3 separate regions of the Homo sapiens genome follow, and all the other regions are linked to region 3. Evidence: chromatin contacts called from ENCODE Hi-C or POLR2A ChIA-PET data. All regions are on one chromosome and are shown on one strand. The core of a region is the stretch at or near the end of the contact, and the rest is flanking DNA. Distances in the headings are between cores, read along the strand shown. Region 1 overlaps MCF2L (MCF.2 cell line derived transforming sequence like). Region 2 holds the start of F7 (coagulation factor VII). Region 3 overlaps MCF2L (MCF.2 cell line derived transforming sequence like).

What was found. A loop is a pair of places that touch in the nucleus more often than their neighbours do. ChIA-PET counts read pairs that join two places held with the same protein, here RNA polymerase II (POLR2A). Pooled maps may share reads with other maps.
Region 1: a loop to region 3 is called in a map of PC-9, with 5 times the contacts of the local background. The contact joins two enhancer-like sites. A Hi-C loop is called at or near these places in 1 of 168 maps with a recorded cell type or tissue (PC-9). POLR2A ChIA-PET finds 5 or more read pairs at or near these places in 2 of 52 experiments (K562 and WTC11).
Region 2: POLR2A ChIA-PET joins it to region 3 with 22 read pairs in Panc1. The contact joins the promoter of F7 here to the enhancer-like site in region 3. A Hi-C loop is called at or near these places in 1 of 168 maps with a recorded cell type or tissue (breast epithelium), 1 of 37 single-sample maps with no recorded cell type and 2 of 50 pooled maps. POLR2A ChIA-PET finds 5 or more read pairs at or near these places in 4 of 52 experiments (Panc1, SK-N-SH, WTC11 and 1 more).

The regions. Positions count from the first base shown.
Region 1 is chr13:113,020,167-113,023,449 of GRCh38, forward strand. All of the region lies in intron 2 of MCF2L (MCF.2 cell line derived transforming sequence like), which reads left to right. Among named protein-coding and RNA genes, the nearest start is that of MCF2L, 53 kb to the left of the region's middle. RefSeq lists enhancers at 1,847-2,481, 2,482-3,117. Within about 2 kb of position 1,930, at least 5 of the 41 ENCODE cell types and tissues checked have a DNase peak (open chromatin) inside an H3K27ac peak, as active enhancers do; they include PC-9, where a contact is called at or near this core.
Region 2 is chr13:113,103,509-113,107,221 of GRCh38, forward strand. It overlaps F7 (coagulation factor VII), which reads left to right and starts at 2,283. Exons shown (of 8, transcript NM_019616.4): 1 at 2,283-2,397. The coding sequence starts at 2,334.
Region 3 is chr13:113,063,032-113,066,616 of GRCh38, forward strand. It overlaps MCF2L (MCF.2 cell line derived transforming sequence like), which reads left to right. Exons shown (of 30, transcript NM_001112732.3): 6 at 1,273-1,389; 7 at 1,905-2,054; 8 at 3,015-3,139. Among named protein-coding and RNA genes, the nearest start is that of F7, 41 kb to the right of the region's middle. Within about 2 kb of position 1,545, at least 2 of the 41 ENCODE cell types and tissues checked have a DNase peak (open chromatin) inside an H3K27ac peak, as active enhancers do; they include PC-9, where a contact is called at or near this core.

The sequences.
Region 1 (3,283 bases), core at 680-3,179, 42 kb before region 3:
TACCCGACAGTTAACTTAGGATACAGATGTCATAGTAAATTAACCACTGGAATGCTTTCATTCCTAAGCAGCTCATGTGGGTGAGTTTCTAAAGCCGTGTTTGGGCCGAGGCATCACACAAGAGGGTGTCCCTAAGATGCATCACGTCCGTGGAGAAAACAAAGCAGGACACACGTGTGAGTCGTCACACCCTTGGTCACCCGGCTTGGCCGTCACACATGCCTCCTGCCCAGGACGCGTGTGCGTGTGTGTATCTACCTGTGTGTCTCAACTCAGGCTGCTTGCTGTGACAAAGTCCCCTAGACTGAGTGGTTTAAGCCACAGTTTATTTCTCTTGGTTCTGGGGCAGGAAGTCCCGGATGAAGGCACCGGCAGATGTGCTGCCTGGTGAGGGCTCACTTCCTGATTTACAGACTGCAGCCTTCTCGCTGTCCTCATGTGGCCAGGCGAGCAGAGCAAGCCCACAGAATCCCATTCACGGGAGCCCCACTCCCACGGCCTCCTCCCCTCCCACAAGCCCCACCTCCCAGCACTGTCCCCGTGGGGGTCAGCATTTCAACACATGAATTCAGGGGAAGACAGACATCCAGTCCATAACAGTGTATATGTGTAGCTGTGTGTATGTGTAGATGTGTGTATGTATAGTGTGTGCGCGTGTGAATGTGTAGCTATGTATGTTTGCATGTATGTGTAGTGTGTATATGTGTGTATGTGTAGATGTGTGTATGTGTAGATGTGTGTATGTGTGTGTATGTGTAGTGTGTATGCATGTGCATGTGTAGCTGTGTATGTGTATATGTGTGTACTTGTAGATGTGTATGTGTGTGTATGTGTAGCTGTGTATCTGTATGGTAGCTGTGTATGTGCGTGTAGCTGTGTGTGTATATCCATGTGTGTATATATAGGTGTGTATGTTTGTACATATATGTACATATACATACCTACACATCCACATGCATATGTGTGCAGCTGTGTATACATGTGTGTGTAGGTGTGTGTCTAGCTGTATGTGCAGCTATGTATCTGTGTATAGCTGTGTACATATGTGTGTGTTTATAAGTAGCTGTGTGTGTAACTGTATGTGTGTATATGTACATGTATGTGTGTATAGGTAGCTGTGTGTAGCTGTGTGTGTATTAAACTGAGTGTGTATCTCACACTAAAGCAGATCCCGTAGGAACCACACTTCTTTCTGGTGATGGGGATGAGAGGGAGTTGCATCTGCCTTCTGCCCCTAGCGAGTGGATGTAGGCCCAGTTGCTTGGGTGCGAGAGTTCACATGCAGGTGTGACAGGTCTCAGCCAGGACAGTGGTTTTTGGACGTGGGTGGGGACCGGAGGCTGCCCCTGGTGCTGTGTGGACAGGGTGCTGTTCTGAACCACAGAGGAGCTTCGGAGCCCTCTGTCCTCTGCGGCGTTCAGTCCGCCTCCAGTTACTAGGCCGGGTGTAGACACAGAAGTAGAGCCTGTTCTTGGTGCCATTGGCCCCGGGTCCTGGCACTGCCCACCTTGGTGGGGAGGGTTTCTCCAGAGAGGGGCTGTGCCCCCAGCTCCGCGTCCAGCGGTGTTTTGCTGCCTCATAACCTGCAGGTACTGGGAGCTTTGGCGCCTGCTTTTCAGTCTCAGTGGACAGACTGGGATTTCCACTCCTGACTTGGGAAGAAAGAACAGGGTCTTTGCTTTGCATTGAGGCTGTGGTGGAGCACAGAGAGTTCAGAGATACCCAGGGTAGCAGCAGCCTGAGACCAGCACCAGCTACCAACTGAACGAGGCTGTGCGGCCCAGGCCAGGCCCCCGTGCGATTTCAGCTCCGGGTCACCTGGCCCCCATCCTCTCCCCTGGGCAGCTGGAGGCTCCAGGCCTTCCTGTGGCTAGCTCCTGCCCCAAGGCTGCCCTGCTGACTGCACCCTCGACCCTGTGGCTCAGGCTGGCCTCTGGGGGTCCCCGGTCTCTGTGGTTCCAGTGAGGCAGCAGCTCCCAGATGCCACCTCCACACTGTGGGTGGGCCAGCCAGTGCTGAGAGGGAGCCACTCTCCACCTCTGTGTCCACCATCCACTCCAAGCTCCCAGGCTGCCTCCACGTTGTGTCCACCGTCCACTCCAAGCTCCCAGGCTGCCTCCACGTTTGGGCATGAGGGGATCTTGTTGCATCCGCTCCTCTTCCTAGCTGGGCCCTCCACAGCCAGTGTACCCCAAGGAGCAGCTTCTCCCTCCCACCCACCCCCGCCGGCCAGGGGTCCTCATGCCGTGGCCCATGCCCATTTGCACAGGGACGCAGGGGGTCTCACACACAGGCAGGGTCCGCCCCCAGCTGCCGTCGGCGTCACTCCACACACATAGGCTTCTGGGCGGTGCTGGAAGCTTCTGGCCCCTGAACGTTCCCCCCAGGCCCCGTTTCAGGGAAAGGAAAGGCAGGCGCAGGCTGCGGCCGTTTCCACAATCCACCTCGTAGCTGGGGCGTGCCGCTTGCCTCGGCTTGTCCCGGCAGAACACTCTTACCTTTAATGGCGACTGAAAAGTTGCCACGAGTTCCTGATCATTGTGGTAGGTGCTGCGTGAAGCTGAGACGTGCGTGAGCCACATCCCAGGGGGCTTTGAGCCCCCACCGCGGCGGCGGCTGAGGGGAGGCTTGTCGTACTCGCACAGGAGGACACAGGGCTGCAGTGTTCACTCCAGGGCCTCTTATCATTGGGATCTGAGGAATTTTCCGAGAGGAAGTGCGAATTAACAATGATGAAAGGTTTGTGAGTGAGTGACAGGCACGTTCTATTGAGCACTGCATGGGGCATTATGTGCCACCAGAGACGGGGGCAGAGGTCAAGAGCCCTCGAGGGCTGGGAGAGTTCGGAGGATAGAAGTCATCAGAGCACAATGAAGCCAGACCCTGCAGCCGCCTTCCCCTTCGGGGGCTTCCTTAGAATGCAGCATTGCGGGGACTGAGCTGTCCCAGGTGAAGGGGGGCCGTCACGGTGTGTGGACGCCCCTCGGCTCAGCCCTCTAAGAGACTCGGCAGCCAGGATGGGCTCAAGGCATGAGCCCTCAAAGGAGGTTAGGAAGGAGCGAGGGAGAAAAGATATGCTTGTGTGACGTCCTGGCCGAAGTGAGAACAATTGTATCAGATAATGAGTCATGTCCCATTGAGGGGTGCCGACAAGGACTCGGGAGGAGGCCACGGAGCCCTGTACTGAGGAGACGCCCACAGGGAGCCTCGGGGGCCCAGCGTCCCGGGATCACTGGATGGTAAAGCCGCCCTGCCTGGCGTGGCTGGGCTTGGCCAAGACCCA
Region 2 (3,713 bases), core at 1,033-3,532, 41 kb after region 3:
CTCCACACTCAAGAGTGACTGTGAGGCGGAGGGGCCCAGCCCTTCTTGCAGGCGGGAATGAGTGGATGGGTGGATCAACAGAGGCTGCCACAGGAGAGAGGGAGGCCTGGCCTGGGAACAGAGCTGTGACCGTGCCCTTCCCCAGGGTAGGGGCTGAAGGACCCTCCCATCCTAGTGACAGGGCCACAGCATGTCCAAGGAGGCCCCAGAGGAGGTCCCGGGAGTCCTGGGAGAGCCTGGTTAGCCTCCCTGAAGGGAGGAAGTGGGGTTTTGTGAGAGGGATGGTGCAGCAGCCCCCACACCTGCTACTCCGTGTGGCCGGGTCCAGCCCCAGGCAAGGTTCCAGGCATGCCCCTGGGACAGACGTGGGAGGGAGACCAGCAGGCAGGTCCCCCTCAGGGAGGTATGGAGCGGGTCCCCGGGGCCAGGTGGAGCCCCTCACACCTGTGTCCTCAAGGACCCACACCAGGACAATGGCCATAGGCGGGCACCTGCAGCCGCCCTGGCCAGCAGTGAGACGGGCAGAGAGCCCAGCCAGATAGCCCGGTTCCTGCCCCCTCCCGCCTGCCCGCACAGAGAGGGCTGCATGCAGGTGAGGGTCCATCACCTGAAGAGCTTCACCAGCCCCGAGGCCATGAGCCACTGAATCTCTCAGGGGGTTTTGGCGCTTGAGGTTCCCCAGGTCATTCTGCTGCCCAGAGAGGGTTGAGGACCTCTGACCTGGAGCCCCAAAGGGGAAGGGTACCCTAAGACCAGCCAGCCATCTACTCTCAGGTGGGAAAGGGGTAGGGTTTAGATATGGCCCCCTCCCCTCCACGTCCTGAAATTACCTTGGGCTGTGCTGGCCGAGAGCCGCGGGGACCAGATTTGAGCTGGACGTGAGCTTTATTCCAGACGGAGCAGCTACTTTGTAAGCGATCTCCCTGGGATCGATATCATGGAGGGGCACAGATGGGCTTCAGCTGTGCTGGGTGGAAGAGAAAACATGCCCTGTCGGCCCCTCAGCAAGTGCTCTGCTCTCTGGACTGAGATGCAGGTCAGCAGCAAGCAGGGAGGCTTTGGGGGTGCTGGGGGCTGCTTTGAAAGGCACCCCTGAGCTAAGACTTGGCTGTTGGGAAGGAATCACCTCCCTCCCTCCAGCCGTAAAAAGAACTGGACATCAGCTTCCAAAGAAGTCATCAGCAATGCAACTGTTCACATGGAGGATACTCCCTGCTTGAGGGGTCAGACAGGCCTGCTGGGCAACCCAGGAGGCTTGGATGACCGTCTACCCCAGTGTTTTTGGGATGGAAAGTTCCACATTCTGAGAACCCTCAGTCCCTGGGCAACCTGGGGTGGTTAGTCACCACAGCTTGTGGCTTGGGCCCATGACAGCAGGTAGAAATGACGTGGACTGCCGCCAGCCGGGCACAGTGGCTCACGCCTGTAATCCCAGCACTTTGGGAGGCTGAGGCATGTGGATCACTTGAGGTCAGGAGTTCGAAACCAGCCTGGTCAACACGGTGAAACCCCATCTCTGCTAAAAAAAAAAAATATATATATATAAATTAGCCAGGCATGGTGACGTGCACCTGTGGTCCCAGCTACTCAGGAGGCTGAGGCACAAGAATCACTTGAACCCGGGAGGTGGAGGTTGCAGTGAGATTGCACCAGTGCACTCTCCAGCCTGGCAACAGAGCAAGACTCTGTCTCAAACAAACAAAACAAAACAAACAAAAAGACGTAAGATGTGGACCGCTGGAGAATGGGGGTGCTGCCTGCAGTCAAAACGGAGTGGGGGTGCCCAGCTCAGGGCCAGAATGATCCTATTCCCGGCACTTCTCAGTGAGGCTCTGTGGCTCACCTAAGAAACCAGCCTCCCTTGCAGGCAACGGCCTAGCTGGCCTGGTCTGGAGGCTCTCTTCAAATATTTACATCCACACCCAAGATACAGTCTTGAGATTTGACTCGCATGATTGCTATGGGACAAGTTTTCATCTGCAGTTTAAATCTGTTTCCCAACTTACATTAGGGGTTTGGAATTCTAGATCGTATTTGAAGTGTTGGTGCCACACACACCTTAACACCTGCACGCTGGCAACAAAACCGTCCGCTCTGCAGCACAGCTGGGGTCACCTGACCTTTCTCCTGTCCCCCCCACTTGAGCTCAGTGGCTGGGCAGCAGGGGATGCATGGCCACTGGCCGGCCAGGTGCAGCTCTCAGCTGGGGTGTTCAGAGGACGCCTGTGTCCTCCCCTCCCCCATCCCTCTGTCACCCTTGGAGGCAGAGAACTTTGCCCGTCAGTCCCATGGGGAATGTCAACAGGCAGGGGCAGCACTGCAGAGATTTCATCATGGTCTCCCAGGCCCTCAGGCTCCTCTGCCTTCTGCTTGGGCTTCAGGGCTGCCTGGCTGCAGGTGCGTCCGGGGAGGTTTTCTCCATAAACTTGGTGGAAGGGCAGTGGGCAAATCCAGGAGCCAGCCCGGGCTTCCCAAACCCCGCCCTTGCTCCGGACACCCCCATCCACCAGGAGGGTTTTCTGGCGGCTCCTGTTCAATTTCTTTCCTTCTAGAAACCAGCATCCAGGCACAGGAGGGGAGGCCCTTCTTGGTGGCCCAGGCTTTGGCGGGATTATTTTTCAAAGAACTTTAGGAGTGGGTGGTGCTTTCCTGGCCCCCATGGGCCCCTGCCTGTGAGGTCGGACAAGCGCAGGGAGTCTGGGGCCTCTCAGAGTGCAGGAAGTGCGCACAGGGTGCTCCCAGGCTGGGGAGCACAGGTAGGGGACGGTGCGTGGGGGATGGCGCCTGGGGCATGGGGGATGGGGTGTGGGAAACGGCATGTGGGGCGTAGGGGATGGGGTGTGGAGGATCGGGGGTGGGGATGGCGTGTGGGGTGTGGGGGATGGGCCGTGGGGGGGTGGGGCCTGGGAAACAGCATGTGGGGCATGGGGTGTGGGGGTGAGGTGTGGGAAAGTGTGTGGGGTGTGGGGGATGGGGCATGGAAAGGGCGTGTGGGGTGCAGGGGATGGGGCATGGAGGTGTGGGGGATGGGGTGTGTGGGGTGTCGGGGATGGGGCATGTGGGGTGTGGGGGATGGGGCATGGAAAGGGCGTGTGGGGTGCAGAGGATGGGGCATGGGGGGGTGGGGATGGCGAGTGGGGCTGGGGCCTGGGAATGGTGAGTGGGGCATGGGGATGGCGAGTAGGGGGTGTGGCGTGAGGATGGCTAGTGGGGCGTGGGGATGGCGTGTGGGGATGGCGAGTGGGGGGTGGGCTGTGAGGGACAGTGCCTGGGATGTGGGGCTGCAGCCCTAGCTCACAGCATGGCCTTATGACCCCGGCCACCTTCCTGCCCCAGGCGGGGTCGCTAAGGCCTCAGGAGGAGAAACACGGGACATGCCGTGGAAGCCGGGGCCTCACAGAGGTGAGCAGGGACTGCCACTGGTTTTGTCCTGGGGCCCAGTGGGGGCCAACATCACCTCCTTCCCCTCCCATGGCAAAGAGCCAGCCCGCGGGGTGGCTACTGCAGTGCCCCCCAAGGAGGGTGTTCCCTGCTCGAGAGGAAGTGACCGCTCCAGCTTGGCCTTCCCTGGGACTGGGGTGCAGGCGATTTTATCTTCTTTGCTCCATTCTGTTCCTTCCAGATAATCGTGTGTTCTTCATCAGGTTTTCCTCAGTTCTTGAGAGCTTTTCTGATGCAAATCTGCTTTCACCCCAGGGCGGTCACCGGCTCTG
Region 3 (3,585 bases), core at 295-2,794:
ACTGTTTGATGATGTTGCTGGAGGAGGTGTAAACGCCTGTTGCATGTCCTTGGCCATCACAGGCCGCACTCGTGTGGAGTTTTGTGCACCTCCAACAGCACCATTTGCTGCTCACCGTGGCATGATGAGCTCAGGCACAACGTGCCCATTTACGAAGGAGGCAGCTGAGACACAGAGTGGGCGGCTGGCCTGCGGGCGAGTGGGACCCACATCTGGGTCCACACAGGTCCGAAGCCAGGCGCCCCTGTCCACACAGCCACCCACAATGTCCAGGCGCCCCCATCCGCTCAGCTGCCTACAGTGTCCAGACACCCCTGCCTGCACAGCCGCCCACAGCGTTCAGGCGTCCCTGTCCACACAGCTGCCCACGGTGTCCAGACACCCCTGTCCACACAGCCGCCCACAGCGTTCAGGCGTCCCTGTCCACACAGCCGCCCACAGCGTTCAGGCGTCCCTGTCCACACAGCTGCCCACAGCGTTCAGGCGCCCCTGTCCACACAGCCACCCACGGTGTCCAGGGTTTGGATAAAATCTAGGCTTGGCTTTGCAAGCAGTCAGACGGGACCACAAAATGGGTCTCCTGAGGTTTAGCTCAGGGGTTATTTGACACCACATCATGTTTTATTAAATACCGTATCAGTCTAGAGTGGGGACTCCACTGGGGGTGATTTTGCCAGATAGTCACGGCAGCAGAGGTGCCGGGGCCACTGTTCTCCCTCATGTCTCCTTTCTACGGCTGAGTTCAGCACACGGCACTGAAACACGGACACACACGTGTCAACAACTGCATCCTTCACATCATCCACTCTAATTTCAAGAATTATCTAAGTGGGGCTGTGAGTTTGAAGATGCCGGTGATTTCTGTGAAACCCATTTTGACGGCTTGCTGTGGAGCCGTTGTGCAGGGGAGCCTGTGGCATGGATGACCCGTGAGGTCGGTCTTGCTCCCCGTGACACGTCTGTGGTCACAAAGCCTATGGCTAGTGTGCAGTGCCTGCCAAATAGCAGGGAAGGAGGGCGCACGGAGTTATCTCCATCATAAGGGCCATAACACACACACGCCACCACGAGAGGAGGTGTCGGCGGGGCGCTGAGCTGCATCCCATCCGCACATCCATCCGCAGTGTCCAGGTGCCCCCACCCACACAGCCGCCCGCAGCATCCAGGCAGACGTGGTCCTCTCTGTGCTGCTGGGTGTTCTGCTGATGGGGCAGCTCTTTTGGGAGCCAACAATAATCCCAAACACTACCACGCATTCCCTTTCTCCTCCAGGTCATAATGCTGAGCTCCGTACCAGACTTACACGGTTACATCGATAAGTCGCAGCTGACCGAGGACCTGGGTGGGACCCTGGACTACTGCCACTCCCGGTGGCTGTGCCAGCGCACGGTGAGCCGCGTCGGGGCCAGCGGGGCTGGCTGATACCAGCTCGAGTACTTCCACAGAATCGCTCTTGCATTACAACACGGCCCTTTCCAAAAACACATTCACATTAACAGTCGTTTTCTTTCCCAAGAATGAGGAGATGGTCTCAGTGGACCTTAGTCATTGTAAAGAAGTAACGTGAGTCATAAGTTTGGGAGTGGCTTTCTCTGGGCTTGGAGACCAAAAAAAAAAAAAAAACCCTTGCGTTGTGGTTTGCAACACTCACTGCTCTCAACGGGGAGAGGCAGCGCAGGCACAGGCGACTCTAGGTGACGGGCACACGTGTAGAGTGTGCCTGGTATGTTTCTGAAGAGGTCAAGGAGGGCAGGACGCTATGGGAGGGCGTTCACCGTCTTTGCGTCAGCCGGTCTCACCTGATGGGTCTGTGTGGGAACGGTTTCCGCCGGTGTCTGCTTTCAGGGCAGCAGGAGGTGGGTGCAGTGCACAAGGCATGCAATTGTGTTTTCTCTGTCCCCAAGGCCATCGAAAGTTTCGCCCTCATGGTGAAGCAGACGGCTCAGATGCTGCAGTCCTTCGGGACCGAGCTGGCTGAAACAGAGCTGCCCAATGACGTCCAGTCGACAAGCTCAGTGCTGTGTGCGCACACAGAGAAGAAGGACAAGGCGAAGGTACATGGGGGGTGCTCCGGCTGGAAGCTGTGGGGGGCTCCGGTCAGTCAGAAGCTGCGCGGGGCTCCGGTCGGAAGCTGCGGGGGGTCTTTCGTCCCAGCGGGAGTTTGTGTCAGCAGCACGTAAGACCAAGAAGTCAGCAGGCTTGAGATGCCTTTTGATGGCAATTAGCTCGGCAACCTCTCCGACGAGAACGGAATAAAAGGAGTGTAAATGAACCCTGTAGATTGCTGGCTGCGCCTGCCATTCTGGCGTTGGGTCAACCATTGGCCCTGGGTGGCCGTGGCTTCAGGAGTGGGACCAGGGGTGGCTCCTCTCAGGAGCACTTTTGGCTGTCTGTGCGGGGAGCTCCCGAATAGACATCTCTTGCTTCTGAGTGTGACCGAGACAGGATGTCTGTGCCGGTTTCTCATGCCGAGCAGGCGATGAAGTGGCGGTTGGAATTCCTGTTTGCAGAACACTCCCAGTGCTCACGTGTCCACAGCGCTTGCTGGAACAAACGTATTCTGAGGAGCACGTGCTCCCTGCTCTGTGCTGCCCCTGGCCCACCGGCACGCTGCTGGCTTTGCAGCAATGGTAGCCCAGGGCCATGACCTGCTGGTGTGTCCCCGAGGACTGTGCCTCTGTGCTCACCGGGCCGCTCCACCGTGAGGACACTGAGGACCAGGAGCAGGCACCATGAGAAAGCCTGGTCTCCAGTGACTCTTTCACCTTAACCCGTTGCCCTGAGTGCCCTGTAATGGCAGCTCTGCCCCGGGGCACACAGGAGTGAGGGAGGCCCCCACATCACCCCGCCTGCCCGCACGACCCCACAGAAGAGACTGGGAAGACTCGGGGGTCGGGGATTGACCCCTTCCTCAGTCCCCGCCCCCTCAAGAGCAAGGCCCCACGAGGCCTCACCACCAGCCTGCGCTGTGTGCCTGGACGGGGCCGGGACATGAGGCTGCATTCTCTCCACAGGAGGATTTGAGGCTGGCACTGAAAGAGGGGCACAGTGTCCTGGAGAGCCTCAGGGAGCTGCAGGCTGAGGGCTCAGAGCCCAGTGTGAACCAGGACCAGCTTGACAACCAGGCCACCGTGCAGAGGTGAGGCCCGGCTGCCTTCCTGCCCTCATCCTGTCCCAGTCCATGGCAGGATCCTCTCAGGCACACAGCTTCTGCAAAAGAAACAGGCCACGGAAATAGCAAGCAGCGTGGCAGGCAACCCCACTCCTGGCCAGGGCCAGCACAGCAGCCGGCCTCCGAGCCTCTGTGTGGGCCTGGCTCCTCCTGCTGAAATGCTTTTCTCTCGAACCCCACAGAAAGCCACTGTTTTGGGGACAATTTCCTAGAGCAAACGCCCTTTTGCCGGCATGAAGGAGGCGTTAGGGGAAGCAGAGGCGATGGGAGTGCCTTAGACCTGGGGCTTCTGCATTCCAAGCGGGGCTTCCACAGACAGGGAGAAAGCCTGGGGTTCTCCTTGCTGCAGATAGTGTTTCTTACTTTCATTGTGAAAGGTGTGATTCTCATATTTCTCCCTTGGGCTTCCAGCT